2 separate regions of the Homo sapiens genome follow, and region 2 is linked to region 1. A link is an interaction called in ENCODE POLR2A ChIA-PET data of the cell type or tissue named here. Cell type or tissue: OCI-LY7. All regions are shown on one strand. Each heading gives the region's core, and the rest is flanking DNA. Links, peaks and the distances in the headings are about the cores only.

Evidence for each region. Peaks named below come from ENCODE experiments on the same cell type or tissue, not always from the same donor. Only the 100,000 strongest peaks of a DNase experiment are listed, where the experiment ranks them.
Region 2: POLR2A ChIA-PET joins it to region 1 with 5 read pairs; 5 of 35 experiments call an interaction of 5 or more read pairs at or near these places.

What each region holds. Positions count from the first base shown.
Region 1 is chr4:139,559,570-139,562,384 of GRCh38, reverse strand. No RefSeq gene overlaps it. Among named protein-coding and RNA genes, the nearest start is that of SETD7, 4.8 kb to the right of the region's middle. In OCI-LY7, for the core only: no CTCF peak of the experiment used is centred there; a DNase peak (open chromatin) is centred at 1,544; H3K4me3 peaks cover 1,334 bases; H3K27ac peaks cover 1,682 bases.
Region 2 is chr4:139,629,736-139,632,550 of GRCh38, reverse strand. No RefSeq gene overlaps it. Among named protein-coding and RNA genes, the nearest start is that of QKILA, 7.9 kb to the right of the region's middle. In OCI-LY7, for the core only: no CTCF peak of the experiment used is centred there; no DNase peak of the experiment used is centred there.

The DNA.
Region 1 (2,815 bases), core at 29-2,528:
GAGAGTGACTCAATTTGTGACTGAGAAGTTTGAGGATTACCTCAAATTCCCATTAAAGTGACTTGGCTGTAATGCCAGGAAGATAGAGAATGTCATTATGACTTAGAAAGTGTAAATCTGCCTAATGGGCTGTATAGGACGCTGTGTGGAGAATCAGGTTTGGAGAAACTAGAGCACGGAGAAAGAAGCTTGAAGCCTCAGAAGCCATAGGGCCCATCTAAGCAGAGGTGAGTGGGATGGGTGGGCAGCCTCATTCTTTCAGAACACTGTATCAGAGTATTTGTCTTGTGGACCACACAACTAATGTCCTTCATTCTACTCCAGATAACTAAGCAAACTTTTGGATGGAATTTGTCTTCTCAAGTGCATTTATTTATATAGAGAGATCTTTTGCCCTGACAGTGTGAGTATTCTGATCTGTCCATCATAATTCAGGCATACATCTCAGTCTCTCGGGGTCTAGTTAATGTGAGTCCACTTGAGGAAGGTCAAGAGCTGACCCTTGATGAATGTTATGACATTTGTGGTAAATAGGTCAGCTGGAAATACTCCTCTGCCCATCCTGGATATTGTAGTGTCAAAAGAGTATACCATGTACCTGCCCTCTGCAATGTCTACTTTTGCAGAGGACCAATTGCAGGACTCAATAATCTTAATTTTAGCCTAGTAAAGTAATTTTTCAAAAACAATTAGAGAAAATAATATCTATGAAAACACATTTGGTTTTGGTGGCGGTTTGTCTTTATTTTTCAAGTTTCTGCAATCCTATTGTTTTTCTAAAGTAATTTCTAAAACAGATGCCCCTTTGAAAACTATTTCCAATTTTTCTTTGTGTGTGTGTGTGTGTGTGTGAGGGTTTTTTTTGTTGTTGTTTGTTTTTTTGAGATGGAGTCTCACTCCGTGGCCCAGGCTGGAGTGCAGTGCAGTGATGCCATCTCGGCTCATTGCAGCCTCCGCCTCCCAGGTTCAAGTGATTCTCCTTCCTCAGCCTCCCAAGTAGCTGGGACTACAGGCATGCACCACCAGTTTTTGTATTTTTGTAATTTTTGTATTTTTAGTAGAGACAGGGTTTCACCATGTTGGCCAGGCTGGTCATGAACTCCTGACCTCAGGTGATCCACCTGCCTCTGTCTCCCAAAGCGCTGGAATTACAGGCGTGACCCACCGTGCCTGGCCTCATTTTTTTTTTTTCAATCATTTCACTCAGCAGCTTCACTAGGCCCAAGCCTGACATAAGAGTTTTCATATCCCATAATGCAAAAAACCCCAAGAACTCTGTGAAGGAACAATATTGGCCCAGAGTCGACCCAAACAGGGAGATCTGGGCTGCATCTTCCCTCCCCTCCCCGCCCCAGAAAGTCTAAATTTAGTTTACTGGATACCCTGCAATGACATTAACATGTCATTGCAACATTAACATGTTGCAAAAACAAGAATCAAGCAAAAGAGAAAGAGGAAGCTTAATGTGGCATGAGGTATTTTAATACCATGGCAACTGTGGTGTCTTCTCTATTATTTAATTCACTTCCTTAGGTCAGGTTATTCTGCCCTCTCTCTCTTGCACTTCCTGTTGCTGTAATCAAATCAGGTCACCCTGAATCTGTAAGTCTTCTTCCTGACTGCACTCATGTCTATTTCCAGCAGAATGAATTTTCTCCATTTCTTTCTTTGCTCCCTGGACCTTTATTTGGTGCCCTTGATGTCCCTGCTCTTCCCAGTGCTCCACAAGCTGCAAACGCTTCCCTTTCATCCCCATCTCCTCCCCCACCCGTCTCCTCCTCGCTGCTCCTCTCCCAGCCCCTCCCTCCAGCTTCTGCAGTTGTCACTAACACAGTTAGCCACTTGATTAGTGACTCAGTGATTCAGAACCCAGGAACCTTGGTTCTCCTAAAACTTCCATGCTTCCCTCCCTAGAGTCAAGATAAAGGTTCTCCCCTCACCTGCCTGCCCAGATAGAGCCATTAACGTGAGAGGACTTGAGTATTCAGTTTGTTGGAGTTGCCCTGGCTTCTTCCCATTTCCTTTTTATGTGCCTTTTCCTGGGGCTTCTCAGGCTCTATTTACCTTTTCTCCAGAAAAGGTGGACAGAGAAGGTTTGAGCTTCGAATTTATGTAGCCCAACTCTTCATTTACAGATGGGAAAACGAAGGCCCCCCCCCCGGCCCCCGCAGAACTGAATTGCCCAGTTGCTTGGCTAGTTCTTGGTGGAACCAAAACAGACAAAGCAAAAACTCAATCAAACTGGCTAATTTGGTGGGAAAAAATCTTGTGAAGGAGTGAGCAGTGCCAAAACGAGACTTGATGATTATTTAAAAGGTCTTTCACTAATTTTATCCTTGTCATCCTGCTGGCGGTGTAAGCAAGTGATGGAAACCAGAGCCAGGCCAGCAACCATAAAGCCACCAGGGCTTCTGGAGAGGCTCTGATGCGACTTCCTACCGCTGAGGTCTCAGAGGCTCCTCCCTCCCAAATACATGGAGACCCAGAAGACTGCTTGGGCCCCTCCACTCCCTGCCAGCGGGCAGGATGAGGAGTCAGTAACAGCCAACAGTAGTGAATCCCACATAAGTTCCACATTCACTACTTGTTTCACAATTCGCTTAGCATGCATAGCAGCGAATTGACAGAATTGTTTCCCCTAAATGTAGGAAGGTGCATAAAATACAAGAAGCTTGTAAAAATATATTTATTGCAAAAGTTATATCAGTCTTGTATGTAAGCACCAGCCTTCTCCAGGGAAAGACAGGGGTGGTAGAATGAATAAAATTAACTCAGTATTTTGACTGCTTGCTGCAATGGAAGAGGGAATTATGTT
Region 2 (2,815 bases), core at 139-2,638, 70 kb before region 1:
AATGTCCATGAAATTGTCACAATTTATATTCAGAGATTGCAGTAAAGACAGACATAAGAAATTATAAAAATATTACTTTTGGGAACTGATATATGTCCATATTAAAATGAAATCTTTACAATTTATGTTCTTCTGCCGCAGCTCCAGCTGGTCCCTCCATTCGTGGTCCCTGACTTGCTGCAACAATCCATCGCTTACATAACCAGTTCCCTGCATTACATTCCCACTGTTTGAAACACTTAAAGTAGTTTCTTTTTGCCTGGCTGGACCCAGGCTGACACAGCCCACTTGAAATTTGAGTTCATAAATTTAAAGTGAGACCCATTAAGATGGCATGTGACTTTTCCCAGTGGCATTCAGTTCTTCTTCAGGGGCAGACACAGAGTAGGCAGATTTGGGTGAACTAGGGCTAGAGTTTGGCTGGAAAATTTGAAGGAATGGGGGAAGTTGAAGGTGAAGGATGGCTTTTGGCCAAGTTAGGAGAGAAGTGAAGTTACGAAAGCTGAATGGCAATGTGAAGATGAGACCATCAGAGGCTTAAAAATCCATGTGTGGGTGATCATTGTTAGAGCAGGGGTGCTGCAACAAGTGAGCAGGGAAAATCCAAAAGGGTAATCAGGCATTTTAGGATGCTTGAAAGCAAAATTTTGGAAGAATGCAACAATTAGTAATGATAAGACATATAGTATGACCATGGGAGTGAGTGGCTAGAAGGATTGGAGGCTAGGTTCAGGGAAATGAGATGAAGAAGCTGAGAGGCCAAAGTGTTGAATGGATTCTTTATGGAGATATTGAACCAGTGCAACCCTAAGATTTCTAAAAAACTTGGGTCTCTCATCTCTCACTTAAACCCTAGAGAATGGGGCCCAGCTTGTTCTCTTCTCTTTTCTTTCTGCTGTTCTCTCTCAACCGTTACCCTCCATACATGGCCATGGCTGTTCCTTGTATTCCACAAGCTCCAGTAGCACATAGCTGTTATGTATAATAGACATTCATCAAATGTTTACAGGTAAAAGACCACAGCAAAGCACGAAGCTAGAAATAATTTAAAGCTAAACATTATGCATAATGTCCTAAAGTCCTTGAGAGGAATTTCTCAAGGACCATTTTCCCCTTAAATCTCCACCTCTGCCAGTTTTGTTCAGGTCACTTCCCTCTCTAGAGATTCTTTACGTTTCCTCCTGTCCAGGGCATCTGAAACCACCCTCACAGGTTAACAAGAATGACAAGCCATGCTTTAGGCAGAATTTTAGTTAGGCATTGACCAGGGTGCACAGGTGCACTTTGACCCACTTCCCTGCACCAGCTAACTAACCGAGAGTCACAGAGCAGGCTGACCACCAGCTCCTCTATTGTTCCTATCGATGGAATCTGTGACATTTGACCTTTTTACCCAAGAACTGCTTAAAGTGTTTTTCAGAACCTGAATTCCTGCAGAACGGCTGCCACCAATCGGTTTAAAGACCCCCACCAAGAAACTCACTCAGCACAGGAATGTTGTTTCTTCATCTCCCTGTCCCATGACTTCACTCCTCACTTCTGGACCAATCAACAATCCCCACACTTTAGCCATTTGCCCATACAGAGCCCTTAAAAACCTCATCCCCAATCCTCTCAGGGAGGTGGATTTGAGGTTTCCTCTTGTCTCCTCATTTGGCTGCCCTACCATTATTAAACCCTTTCTCTGTTGCAACTCCTTCTGTTTTGGTGTATTGATCTATTACTGCACAATGGGAAATCAAACCTGGTGTTCCTATAATATATATGATCCTCTGGCCCCCTCTTGCAAGCCTATAGGGAAATACTCTTAAATTCATGTACAGTGAATGTACATGCAGCATGCAGTCCTCTTTTCACAATCCCTGCCCCTGTGGCATCTCATTCTTATTTTTAAAAGTCTTTTCAAGGTATTTCCCAAAGAAAAGAGTCATCAGTCTTTATGATGAATTCTGCTCCTTCTCAGAAACGCATAATTGCAATAATCATAGAATTATTTTGATAAAGAACTTCATAATGTTGCTGTTACTCAAGACAAAATGACATCATGTAGGTGACAGTGTCGGAAATCTGAAAAGCACTTTTGTAATTCAAGTATAAAAGGAGAGAAATATTACATACAATCCCACAACCTAGTCTAGTTAAAAGATGATCCAAAAACTGAAGATCCATTGGTCTACAAGTCCTCAGACATGGCAAACTTGAAGAAACTGGGCTGTGGCTACATGCAATGCTCAGTTGAATGCATACTTAAATAAATGAAAGAAGTGTGCATAGGGTGTAACACAAGGAGATACTTAACTAGGCAGATTTTAGCCATTCCATTGAAAAATGTTTCAGAATCATCATGGAAGCCAGGCTAGGTTGGAGAATGAATGGGAGTGAGAAAATGGAGAAATCAGCATGGCTTTTGTTTTCCTAGAAGTTGAGTGTGAAAAGGAGAAAGACAGCATAGTAACCACTTAGTTTCAGCCATAACACTCCATGGCATGATCCACACTCTCCTCTGAAGTCTGGTTTTTTCACACTCATCCTGTCTCCTAGAGAAGATCCTAATAAAGGGTCCCTTCCAGCATCCAGCTCTCCATTCCTCAAGTGCATTGGGCCATGTCAGACCATTTCCTGAGTTAAGCTTAGTGTAACTGGAGAGACAAGTAAAAGGGACAGGCGTGCAAACATGGAAAGAAAAGCAGGGAGGTATGCTATGGACTAGACTGTGTCCTTCCCAAAAACCCTATGTTGAAGCCCTAATCACCACTGTGACTGTGTTTGGAGTTAAGGCCTTTTAGGAAGTGATTTCCTTAAAGAAGCTTCGAGG